Regions from separate parts of the Homo sapiens genome. Here region 1 is linked to region 2. A link is a contact called in ENCODE Hi-C or POLR2A ChIA-PET data. All regions are on one chromosome and are shown on one strand. The core of a region is the stretch at or near the end of the contact, and the rest is flanking DNA. Distances in the headings are between cores, read along the strand shown. Region 1 has its middle 24 kb from the start of RAD23B. Region 2 has its middle 110 kb from the start of ZNF462.

The links. Hi-C counts contacts between places; a loop is a spot of excess contacts on that map. ChIA-PET counts read pairs that join two places held with the same protein, here RNA polymerase II (POLR2A). Pooled maps may share reads with other maps.
Region 1: a map with no recorded cell type shows a loop between it and region 2 (7-fold over the local background). The contact joins two enhancer-like sites. A Hi-C loop is called at or near these places in 2 of 37 single-sample maps with no recorded cell type and 3 of 50 pooled maps. POLR2A ChIA-PET finds 5 or more read pairs at or near these places in 2 of 52 experiments (IMR-90 and WTC11).

The regions. Positions count from the first base shown.
Region 1 is chr9:107,256,130-107,261,943 of GRCh38, forward strand. No RefSeq gene overlaps it. Among named protein-coding and RNA genes, the nearest start is that of RAD23B, 24 kb to the right of the region's middle. RefSeq lists an enhancer at 2,279-2,818. Within about 2 kb of position 4,527, at least 3 of the 41 ENCODE cell types and tissues checked have a DNase peak (open chromatin) inside an H3K27ac peak, as active enhancers do.
Region 2 is chr9:106,754,171-106,760,584 of GRCh38, forward strand. No RefSeq gene overlaps it. Among named protein-coding and RNA genes, the nearest start is that of ZNF462, 110 kb to the right of the region's middle. Within about 2 kb of position 1,666, at least 6 of the 41 ENCODE cell types and tissues checked have a DNase peak (open chromatin) inside an H3K27ac peak, as active enhancers do.

The DNA.
Region 1 (5,814 bases), core at 3,277-5,776, 500 kb after region 2:
TAGTGGAGGGAAGGTCAGCAGATAAACAAGTGAACAAAGGTCTCTGGTTTTCCTAGGCAGAGGACCCTGCGGCCTTCCGCAGTGTTTGTGTCCCTGATTACTTGAGATTAGGGATTGGTGATGACTCTTAACGAGCATGCTGCCTTCAAGCATCTGTTTAACAAAGCACATCTTGCACCGCCCTTAATCCATTTAACCCTGAGTGGACACAGCACATGTTTCAGAGAGCACAGGGTTGGGGGTAAGGTCACAGATCAACAGGATCCCAAGACAGAGGAATTTTTCTTAGTGCAGAACAAAATGAAAAGTCTCCCATGTCTACTTCTTTCTACACAGACACGGCAACCATCCGATTTCTCAATCTTTTCCCCGCCTTTCCCGCCTTTCTATTCCACAAGGCCGCCATTGTCATCCTGGCCCGTTCTCAATGAGCTGTTGGGCACACCTCCCAGACGGGGTGGTGGCTGGGCAGAGGCGCCCCTCACCTCCCGGACGGGGCGGCTGGCCGGGCGGGGGGGGCTGACCCCCCCCACCTCCCTCCTGGACGGGGCGGCTGGCCGGGCGGGGGGCTGACACCCCCACCTCCCTCCCGGACGGGGCGGCTGGCCGGGCAGAGGGGCTCCTCACTTCCCAGTAGGGGCGGCCGGGCAGAGGCGCCCCTCACCTCCCGGACGGGGCGGCTGGCCGGGCAGGGGGGCTGACCCCCCCCACCTCCCTCCCGGACGGGGCGGCTGGCCGGGCAGAGGGGCTCCTCACTTCCCAGTAGGGGCGGCCGGGCAGAGGCGCCCCTCACCTCCCGGACGGGGCCACTGGCCGGGCAGGGGGGCTGACCCCCCCCACCTCCCTCCCGGACGGGGCGGCTGGCCGGGCGGGGGGCTGACCCCCCCACCTCCCTCCCGGACGAGGCGGCTGGCCGGGCGTGGGGCTGACACCCCCACCTCCCTCCCGGACAGGGCGGCTGGCCGGGCGGGGGGCTGACCCCCCCACCTCCCTCCCGGATGGGGCGGCTGGTCGGGCGGGGGGCCGACCCCCCCACCTCCCTCCCGGACGGGGCGGCTGGCCGGGCAGAGGGGCTCCTCACTTCCCGGTAGGGGCGGCCGGGCAGAGGCGCCCCTCACCTCCCAGACGGGGCGGCTGGCCGGGCGGGGGGCTGACCCCCCCACCTCCCTCCCGGACGGGGCGGCTGGCCAGGCGGGGGGCTGACCCCCCCACCTCCCTCCCGGACGGGGCGGCTGGCCGGGTGGGGGGGCTGACCCCCCCATCTCCCTCCCGGACGGGGTGGCTGGCCGGGCTGAGGGGCTCCTCACTTCCCAGTAGGGGTGGCCGGGCAGAGGCGCCCCTCACCTCCCGGACGGGGCGGCTGGCCGGGCGGGGGGCTGACCCCCCCACCTCCCTCCCGGATGGCACGGCTGGCCGGGCGGGGGGGCTGACCCCCCACCTCCCTCCCGGATGGGGCGGCTGGCCGGGTGGGGGGCTGACCCCCCCCCACCTCCCTCCCGGATGGGGTGGCTGCTGGGCGGAGATGCTCCTCACTTCCCAGATGGGGTGGCTGCCGGGCGGAGAGGCTCCTCACTTCTCAGACGGGGCAGCTGCCGGGCGGAGGGGCTCCTCACTTCTCAGACGGGGTGGTTGCCAGGCAGAGGGTCTCCTCACTTCTCAGACGGGGCGGCCGGGCAGAGACGCTCCTCACCTCCCAGACGGGGTCTCGGCCGGGCAGAGGCGCTCCTCACATCCCAGATGGGGCGGCGGGGCAGAGGCGCTCCCCACATCTCAGACGATGGGCGGCCGGGCAGAGACGCTCCTCACTTCCTAGATGTGATGGCGGCTGGGAAGAGGTGCTCCTCACTTCCTAGATGGGATGGCGGCCGGGCGGAGACGCTCCTCACTTTCCAGACTGGGCAGCCAGGCAGAGGGGCTCCTCACATCCCAGACGATGGGCGGCCAGGCAGAGACACTCCTCACTTCCCAGACGGGGTGGCGGCCGGGCAGAGGCTGCAATCTCGGCACTTTGGGAGGCCAAGGCAGGCAGCTGGGAGGTGTAGGTTGTAGTGAGCCGAGATCACGCCACTGCACTCCAGCCTGGGCACCATTGAGCACTGAGTGAACGAGACTCCGTCTGCAATCCCGGCACCTCGGGAGGCCGAGGTTGGCGGATCACTCGCGGTTAGGGGCTGGAGACCGGCCCGGCCAACACAGCGAAACCCTGTCTCCACCAAAACCAGTCAGGCGTGGCGGCGCGTGCCTGCAATCGCAGGCACTCGGCAGACTGAGGCAGGAGAATCAGGCAGGGAGGATGCAGTGAGCCGAGATGGCAGCAGTACAGTCCAGCTTCGGCTCCGCATGAGAGGGAGACCGTGGGGAGAGGGAGAGCGAGAGGGAGACGGAGAGTGAGAGGGAGACGGAGAGGGAGAGGGAGAGGGAGAGGGAGAGGGAGAGGGATAAATCTTATTTATAAAAAGAGTTCATATTTCTGAATATCTCCTTAGGATTAATTCCTAGAAGTAGATTTATTATGTCAAAAACGATGACAGTTCTAAAGACCTTTTACACATATTGCCAAATAACTTTCCAGGAATACTGCCTATTTATATGTCTATAAGCAGCACAAGAAAATCTCCATCTCTTTGTATCTTTACTTACATTGAGTATTGCCACATTAATACAAATCCTGGCCAATTAAATAAGTCAAAAACTGTATCCCTTTGATATTTGAACTGATTAGCAAGATAACAATAAAGAGTATTATCTTACTATGTTACATATGAAAGATTATTGCAATTAAAGTAGTTTTTGCTTTGTTTTTTAATAGATATATTATAGATATTGATGTTATTAAGCCTTTTTTTTTTTTTTTTTGAGACAGAGTCTCCCTCTTGTCTCCCAGGCTGGAGTGCAATGGCTCAATCTCAGCTCACTGCAACCTCCGCCTCCCGAGTTCAAGCGATTCACTGGCTAATTTTTTATATTTTAGTAGAGACAGGGTTTCATCACCATGTTGGCCAGGCTGGTCTGGAACTCCTGACCTCAGGTGATCCTCCTTCCTGGCCTCCCAAAGTGCTGAGATTATAGGTGTGAGCCACTGCACCCAGCTTAAGTCTTTTAACTTTATAATTTATTCCTTATTTTGTGCTCAGAAAGCCATTGCCTATCTTGAGATAAGGTAAATACTCACCTCTACTTCTTGCTAGTTGTTTAAAGGTTTCATTTTTCACACGTAAGTCCCTCATCTGTTTGGAATGATTTTAGTCTATGGTATAGGATATAAATCCAACTGATTTTTTTTTCATTTAATTAATGGTCCCAATATAATGTAACCAAGTAATCTTCCTTTTCTTTATTTGATTGTCACTTTCATCACATAATCTTTTTCAATATTCAATTTGTTCCATTTTGTCCCAGCATCACCTTGTTTGGCATTTTCCAACTTCATATGAAGGTTAAATATTTAATAAGGCATATTGCCTCAAATTATTTCCTTGTAAGTTCCATATGTGATAACTAATATGTTGTTATCACTCCTGTTGAGTTTGAATACTGGTGAAGTGGAATGCTTTTTTATTTTTTATTTTTTGTCTATTTATCTATTTGAGATAGGATCTCGCTCTGTCACCTAGGCTGGAGTGAAATCGGACGATCATAGCTCACTGCAGCCTCGACCTCACCGACTTAAGCGATCTTCCAGTCTCAGCCTTGGAGTGCTTTTTCTTTTCTTTTCTTTTCTTTTTTTTTTGAAGCGGAATCTCACTCTGTTGCCCAGGCTGCAGTGCATTGGCACGATCTTGGCTCACTGCAACCTCCACCTCCTGGATTCAAGCGATTCTCCTGCCTCAGCCTCCTGAGTAGGTGGGACTACACGTGTGTGCCACCACTCCTGACTAATTTTTGTGTTTTTAGTAGAGATAGGGTTTCACCATGTTGGCCAGCCTGGTCTTGAACTCCTGACCTCAATTGATCCACCCGCCTCAGCCTCCCAAAGTGCTGGGATTATAGGCGTGAGCCACCGTACCCAGACGGAGTGCATTTCCAAATGTGTATTTATTGACCACTTGTATTTTTCATTTGTTTGTTGTCTGTCCATATAATTTGGCAAGTTTAGGGCACTCAATTTTTTTTACTGATTTGTAATCACACTCTATTAATTGAACATAGCACATGGTTTATCTTTGTCTTTATTTTAATTTTTCATAGCTGGAATATTTGACCCACCTATAACTGGCCGAATTTCTGCATTAGGAACTTGCTATTATTGGAGCATCCATTCTTTTCCCACTGATTTGAAATGTCACTTTTATCGCCTTGTGTTTATAACTCTAAGATCAGGCTGCTGCCATTCATACACCACAAACCTCTTTACCACGGTTTTCTATAAGGTTGTGAGTGAACTGGAACAGTGGCCTTTAACACATGGTAAATGGCATATAAGTGATAGCTCTTATTATTGCACTGGCTAAAAGATCTCTCCCTTTGTGGTTTTGTTTGTTTCCACTTCCCCCTTTATTTGGTGAGAACAACAAGCTCAGTAAGGCTCAACCTTTGCTCTTTGAATCGGTTCAGTTACTCACCTCCCTAGAGGCAGTTTAGAAACTCCCTCGAGCAGAATAAATGAAGCTCTCCTAATTCTTTGTTTTGATGTTTCTGCCCACACCCACACTCCTGACACTGTCAAATATTCCAGCCTCTGACTTTGGGATCCTAAGAGATGCTGTGGGATTTAACTGCGGAGGTGACACATTCAATGTATAATGGTAACCTGAAGGGGCACTGATCCCACTGAACTCCTTAGCTCCCAGCTTAGGAACTGACTGTGGCAAATTTCAGTTAGCAAGTACATCTAGCACAGTGAAGGCTAGCAATTTCTGAAGTCCTTCAGTTCACTTCCCAGCCCCTAGTTCTGTGAATTGCCTCAGGGCTGGCTCCTAACAGCTGTGCCTGGGCTCTGAGCTTGGAATTTTCTTCTTTGAACTCATACAGAAAAATTTACGTGTTTTCTTTTTTTTCTGTCAATCTATTTCCAGATGCTTTATAGCTTTCAGAACTATAGCTGAGTACAATCTACCAAAAACGTAGTGGTTTAAAACAACAATTTATTATTATCTTATGAGCCTCTGTGTTGACTGAGTTTAGCTGAGCTGTTCTTCTGGTCTCACTTCTGGTCTCTCATGCAGTCATAGATAGCAGCTAGGACGGCAGTCCTCTGGAGGCTGTGCTGCATGGAGACATCCAAGATGACTTCTCTCACATGTCTAGCAACTTGATGCTTCTCCACATGGCCTGTCTCCTCATCCTTAGGGGTATCTCATCCTCCAGGGTTTCTACACATGACCACTTTCTACAGCGTGGTAGCTGGATGCATACATTATGGTCCGCTTTCATGAGTGCAAAAAAGGAAGGTGCCAGGACTTTTAAAGGCTTAAATCCAAAATGCTACAGCATCACTGTCACTGCATTTTATTGATTAAAGTCCACCTGCAATATGGGAGGAGACTACACAGAGGAATAAGTACCAACAAGCGTGGTTCACTGGGATCATTTTTGTATAACTATCACATCACTTTGTTTTGGTTTCCAAAGCTGTTGTGTTTTGGGACGTTTTTTGAAATTACTTCAAAAAGATTTAGAGGAGAAAAAAATGAACTCAGTTTTAATTCACCATCTTAAAGTGGGAATCCAGTATTTGTTTTGAAAATGGCTGTAGAAATTATTTTTTGGTATTTGTGTTATTCTCTTTTTACTATGTGCATTGTGTAATACAACATATACAATAATCTCATTTTCTAATCCTGTCAACATCACTTAATTGAAAAAATATGGTTT
Region 2 (6,414 bases), core at 416-2,915:
TAGGACAGATTCCAACAAGTAAAATCACTGTATCAAAGGGTGGCTCCTCATACATAGTGCTTAATTATCCTCCAGAAATTTTAGAGCGATTTATATACCCAATAGCAGAGCCTGCAGGAGTAAATGCAACATCCTTCATAGCAATAGACTCAAAAGATATATCAAATGCAGATGACTGTGATACTACAAAAGATGTTTGAATATCCTGCGGTTTTCATGTATATGGGTATAAACTTTCTCTTTTTAATGCCCTTTCAGTCATGGAAAGAACCAAGGCCCTGCTGGTCATCCCAAAGGCCTTTGATTTAAGAGAAAAGAGTTCAATTCCAGGTTCTTATGAGCTGTGAGATTTTAAGCTGGTTCATTCCTCTCTTGTTGCTCAAAAAAAAAAAGTTTTTTTTAAACAGGAATTATATATGGGCAGTATCTTCCTGTCATACTTGTTGTACCTACATATGCAGAGTAAATGTGACTATCCCTGGTGATAATAACTGTCAATATTTTTCTTTTTACATTTTTCTATTAATGCATTGCAATTGTGATTGTTCATATTATTATAGATATTTATTAATATAGCTATTCATATGCTCATGTCCAGTGTAGTTCAACTCCAACTCTACCAAAATCTTGCCATGTGACCAAGGGTTAGTGACTTCACCATTTTGGGTCTCTTTTTTTAATAACATTGAGGGGCTTGATCCAGATGATCTCCAGTGTCCATGTTTCTCTCATCTTGCCTTTCCATTTTTCAGGGTTTCTCAACTTCAACACTACTGACATGATCTGATTCAGATAATTCTGTTTTGTGCTGAAGGGAATGGGGTGGGGTGTGGCTGTCCTGAGCACTGCAGGAGTTTTAGCTGCATCCCTGGTCTCTACTACCCACAGGCGTCCGGCCCAAGTTGTGACAACTGAAAATACCTTCAGACATCACCAAATGTTCCCAGAGGGTCAAAATCATCCCCGGTTAATAATCTGCCATATGCTTAAGGGTGTCAGGCTTTGAGCGTTAAAGATTTGATTTAGAAGGGCTTTAATATATCTTCCAATCACAGAATTCCAAATGACCATGATGCCGTGACTGATTTGAACTTACACTCATGCACATGATACGTATTTGGGAGAAGCCCTTGTCATCTCCAGTGTCTCTTCCACCTCTTGATTTCCACAGGGATAGTCATCTACATCTTTGCTAGAGGTGACAGCTGAAATATCCAAACCATGGGCTTGGGGTCCATCTGACCTAGTCACCAGTCAGGTGCCTCTGGGGAAATTCTTTAGTTTTTCTAATCTTTTTTTCACTTGTGAAATCTGGATGACACCTCAGAGCCACTCGAGGATGACAAAATGTGACAAGCACAAGTGTACCTAGTACCAAGGATGAGGACGAATCCATTTGAGGGAAGCTGTTGCTTTCATTGTTTCCTATTGAATATGATTACCACTCCATTATTTCCCAGCCATAGCCTCGGGGTTTGGACCAAGTTTTCTTTTGACTTAGGTGTTTCCAGTCAGAGTCAAAGAGAAACTCCTAAGGAATGGAGAGGACAAATGGTCCCGTTAGCAGTCAGAGGAATGCTGTGGACTAAGAGAGTGACTTTGGTTCCAGCTGAAATGTCAGCAGAGCGCTGGGAGAAAAGAATCTGTTTAGCAGGTGTGTTTGGAATCTGGCAGAGAGAGCTGGGTCAGGTCCAGGACCACTGAGCTGTTCTGAATGCCTTCTATGTTGACTCTCTGGGACTGAGACTCAGGAGTTAAAGGAGAGAACGTCTAAGGTAAACACACAACAGCCAGACAGTGGCTAGAATTTTTCCTCAGGCTTTCTGTGTCTCTTGCAGAACACCAAGAGGCCGGCAACATGAGTGTGGCCTGAGTCTGACGCCTTCGCCCACCCTCTTCCAGATCACCTGATCCGAAAGAAGTTACGAAAATAGCTCAGAATCTGGGCCTGCCTGGAAGAGACATAAAGATTCATTTACATGGGAAGGTGACTGCTCTGAATATCCACAGACGACGAATCTATGCTAATGGTTCAGTCTCCCACAAATCTGGGATTTATATAACTGGTTCCTACCCTTGTTCCTTGCCAGCAGAAATGCTTGAATTATCTTAATTCCAGAATGTAAATTATTCCAATTCTGAGGCCATCATTTTAAAGCTGTCAAAGTCAATATTTTTAACAGCCTAGAAAAAAATTACAACTGGAAAATGTCTAAACAAGTTGTGCTTGAGGTCTTGAGACAACTTCTGGCAAATATCTGTGCTGAGGTGGATAAATACCCTCCACTAATTTCACAATGAAGGAAGAACATAAATTTCTCTCAACACCAATTCGTGTGCCAGAGTAAATATGTTCGTCCACGGGCATTGACCACTTTTAATCTGTTACCTTCCATTTATGGACTAACCATTTGTCTTTATTTATTAATTTTCTTTTTTTTGAGACAAAGTCTTGCTCTATCACCCAGGCTGAAGTGTAGTGGCGAGATCTCGGCTCACTACAACCTCCACCTCCCAAGTTCAAGCAATTCTCCTGCCTTACCCTCCCAAGTAGCTGAGATTACAGGCACCTGCCACGATGCCCAGCTACTTTTTGTATTTTTAGTAGAGATGGGGTTTCACGATGTTGGACAGGCTGGTCTCGAACTCCTAGCCTCAAGTGATCTGCCCTCCTCGGCCTCCCAAGGTCCTGGGATTACAGGCATGAGCCACCATGCCCAGCCCCATTTATCTTTTAATGTGAAGATTTTTAAAATATATTAATTCTTAAAATAATAATATTCAATACTTGGTCATGAAAAAATAGGAAAAAATCCTTCCCTCGCCTCCATTCTTTCTAAATTTTCATTTCATTTCTATTTTAATCCACTTCATCCATTATTCTCTGAGTGTTACTGTGTGCTGGACACAGATCTATGGATGCTGAGATCTGTAAGAACTTCCTCAAGGTGAGAGAGGAGGCTTTCAAAGGAACTACATCACACTTGATCAGGAAGGAAATGGCAGCTCCTTTTTTAATGTACATATCAGTTTCCATGCAGGTGAATCATCCTCTACCTTATTAACTCTTTCATACAGAAACCTGGGATTGAAGGAAATGAGAATGGAAGGAAAAGACTATACAAAGAAGAATCACATTTATGGTTTGCCTTTGGGGTAGAAGCCATTCTTTTGCACCTGGGGAACTGGCCAGGCTGTAAGAATATGGTGCCAACCAAGTGGCACCTCTGCCCACCATTGCTCTAGATGCCAGGCTAAATGGTCCTTGTGAAATACGGCTGGAAAAATCTCTGTTATGGGCCCATCTCCTATTCAGAGGCTGGAAAACACCCCATTCCTGTAGCTCTGAAGCAGGATTAATTGATTGGTCTCATATGAACCTAAAAGCTGTTAAGAGCAAGGAGGATGAAAAGCAATTCAAATTGCTTTATTACCATTTTCTAGTAAAGTACCAGTTTAGTTCTCAGCCCTACTGTGAAGCAGCGGGTTTCCAGATATTGACTGTGCTGGCATGTGCTCCTAGAAGAGAGGAAACGCCTGGGTCTGAAAAGCAGAAACATCTGCTCAGATCTCTGGCAGGCCTGTTGCTGGAGCTGCTGGGGGTGGTGGTGGTGGGGGGGTGGTGGGTTCCCTCCAGGTGGTGTCACTGCAAGCAGGAGACAGAGGAAGCACTCCCAATGGGGGAGTTCTTGTCTGTGGGTAGAGACTCCTCCTTTTCCTTTTTTTTAAAGACATCATTCACTTAATGTGGGGGAAAAAGATTATAAATAGTTTTATAAGGCAATCTATATACTTTCTGATAGAGGGCAGCAAGGCGACTATAGTAGCTACAATGATGATGATAATAATAATAGCCATCACATACTGCTTGTATATGCCAGGCACAGGGCACTTTACATATCTTAACTCATTTAATTCCAAACAACACTACAAGGTAGGTACCACTATCATCTCCCTTTTATAGATGAGAAAACTGAGGCACAGGAGGGAAATAACTTGCTCAAGTTCACCAGCTAGTAAGTGTAAGAGTCAAGCTTTAAGCCCAACTAGTCTAGCTGTAGGGTTCCTAGCTATAGTAATAATCACTGCTGTGTGCTAGGTATCAGATCTAGCATATACCACACACATTACTTTCTTTGATCTTTACAGAAATACTATCAGTCAGATATTACCATTCCCAATTTTCAAATGGGCACACTCCAGTTTAGAGTTGTGAAATAATTTTTTCAAGATCATGAGGATAAGAAATGTCAGAGGCTGGATTAACCCCAGATCAAGCTGTTTTTCCAATGCCTGATACCTCTCCATGACCTGAAAGTTTAGAGTTGAGCTACACTTTCTCTATGGGAATCTAGCCCAGAATGCCAATAACAAATCAATCAGTAATAATATTATTAATAATAGTTGCCATTTATTGAGCACCTGCAATTCAATAAGGCCTGTCTTAGACATAAATGTCATCATCACAAATCCCTGCAAGTCAGGTTGTTATTGTCCTCATAAATCAAAGATGAAAACATGAAAATCCAGTGCATTTCTACACACTAACAATGAACAATGTGAAAAGGAAATTTAAAAAATTCCGTTTACAATAGAATCAAAAAGGATAAAATATTTGGGAATACACTGACACCAGAAGTGCAGGCAATAAAAGAAAAAATAGATAAATTAAACTTCATCAAAATAAAAAACTTTAGTGCATCAAAGGATACTATAAAGAGAGTGAAAAGGCAAGTCATAGAATACAAGGAAATACTTACTAATCATAAGGAACTGACATTCACAATACATGAAGAACTCTTAAACTCAACAACAACAAAAAGGCAAACAACCTGATTTTAAAATAGGCAAAGGGCTTGAATCAACATTTCTCCCAAGAAGATATACACATGGCCAATAAGCACATGAAAAAAATGCTCAGTACCATTAGTCATTCAGGAAATGCAAACCAAAACCGAAATGAGATACCTTTTTACACCCATTAGGATGGCTATTACCAAAACAAAACAAAAACAAACTCCCCTCCAAAAAAAAAAAAACAGAAAATGACAATGACAACTGTTAAGTGTTAGCAAGGATGTGAAGAAATTAAAACCATTGTGCACTGTTGGTAAGAATGTAAAATGGTGCAGCCACTGTGGAAAACAATATGGCAGTTACTCAAAAGTTAAACATAGAATTACCATATGATCCACAAATTCTACTTCTAGATATATACCCAAAATAATTGAAAGCAGGAACTCAAACTGCTATTAATATTTGCACACTCATGTGTACAGCAGCATTATTCACAATGACCAAAAGCCAGAAACAACCTAAATGTCCACTGACAGATAAATAAACAAAATGTAGTACACATATAATAGAATATTATTCAGCCTTAAAATGGATTGAAATTCTGGCATATGCTATGACATCAATGAATTTTGAAGATGTTATACTAAGTGAAATAAGCAAAACACCAAAGGACAAACAGTATGATTCCACTTACATGAAGTATCTAGAAAAATCAAATTCACAGAGAAAAAGAGTAGAATGACGGTTGCGTGGGCCTTGTGGAAGGGGACCACGGAAAATTGTTGTTTAATGGGTACAGAGTTTCAGTTTGAGATGACAGAAAAGCTCTGGAGATGGATAATAGTGATGAATGCATAACAATGTGAATATACCTAGTGCCACTAAACTGTACACTTTAAAGGGACTGAAATGGTAAGTTTTATGTTATGTATATTTTACCACCAAAAACAAACAAACAAAAAAACAACTAAAACCAAGATGGCAAGACTTGCTCAAGATCACACAGTGAGCATGCTACTGGCACAGCCTATGCTAGAATTCCCAGGTTCCTGAAGCCCAGTCTAGTGCTATTCATATCTGTGCTGTAAACTAAAATAGGGCTTACAGTTACAGAGTATTTGTAAACACAGTTAAATATCAAGTATCTTAAACAAAATGAACCAAACTCATCACAAACTGTTTTCCCCAGACTCTCTGAATAAAACAAGAAACTCACAACAAAAACATATAATTGGTGGGGGTGGTGATGATAGTTGTAATGATAGCAAACCTTCCATGCCTTGAGGCATGGGCCAAAGTGCATTTAACTCAGTGCCCTGAACCCTATACTCTAACTATAAAAATATCCCAAGCCCATTACTAAACACACTTAGGCTTTACTTTTATTTTTACTGTAGTAAAATGGGACTAAGTAAAAACTCAGTCATAAAGCCACTGATCTCCCAATTAATTGTGTTTTTTCTCTTCAGATCCCTTTGTAGTAATGTATTTCTAACAGAGAGAATTCAAGAAAGTATCTGAAAATATTTACAGTTTCAGGGCTGGAGCTGGATTGGCCTCCTCTTCCTCCTCTTCTTTTTTCCTTCCCACTGTCAGATGGATACTTGTTTGGCAACT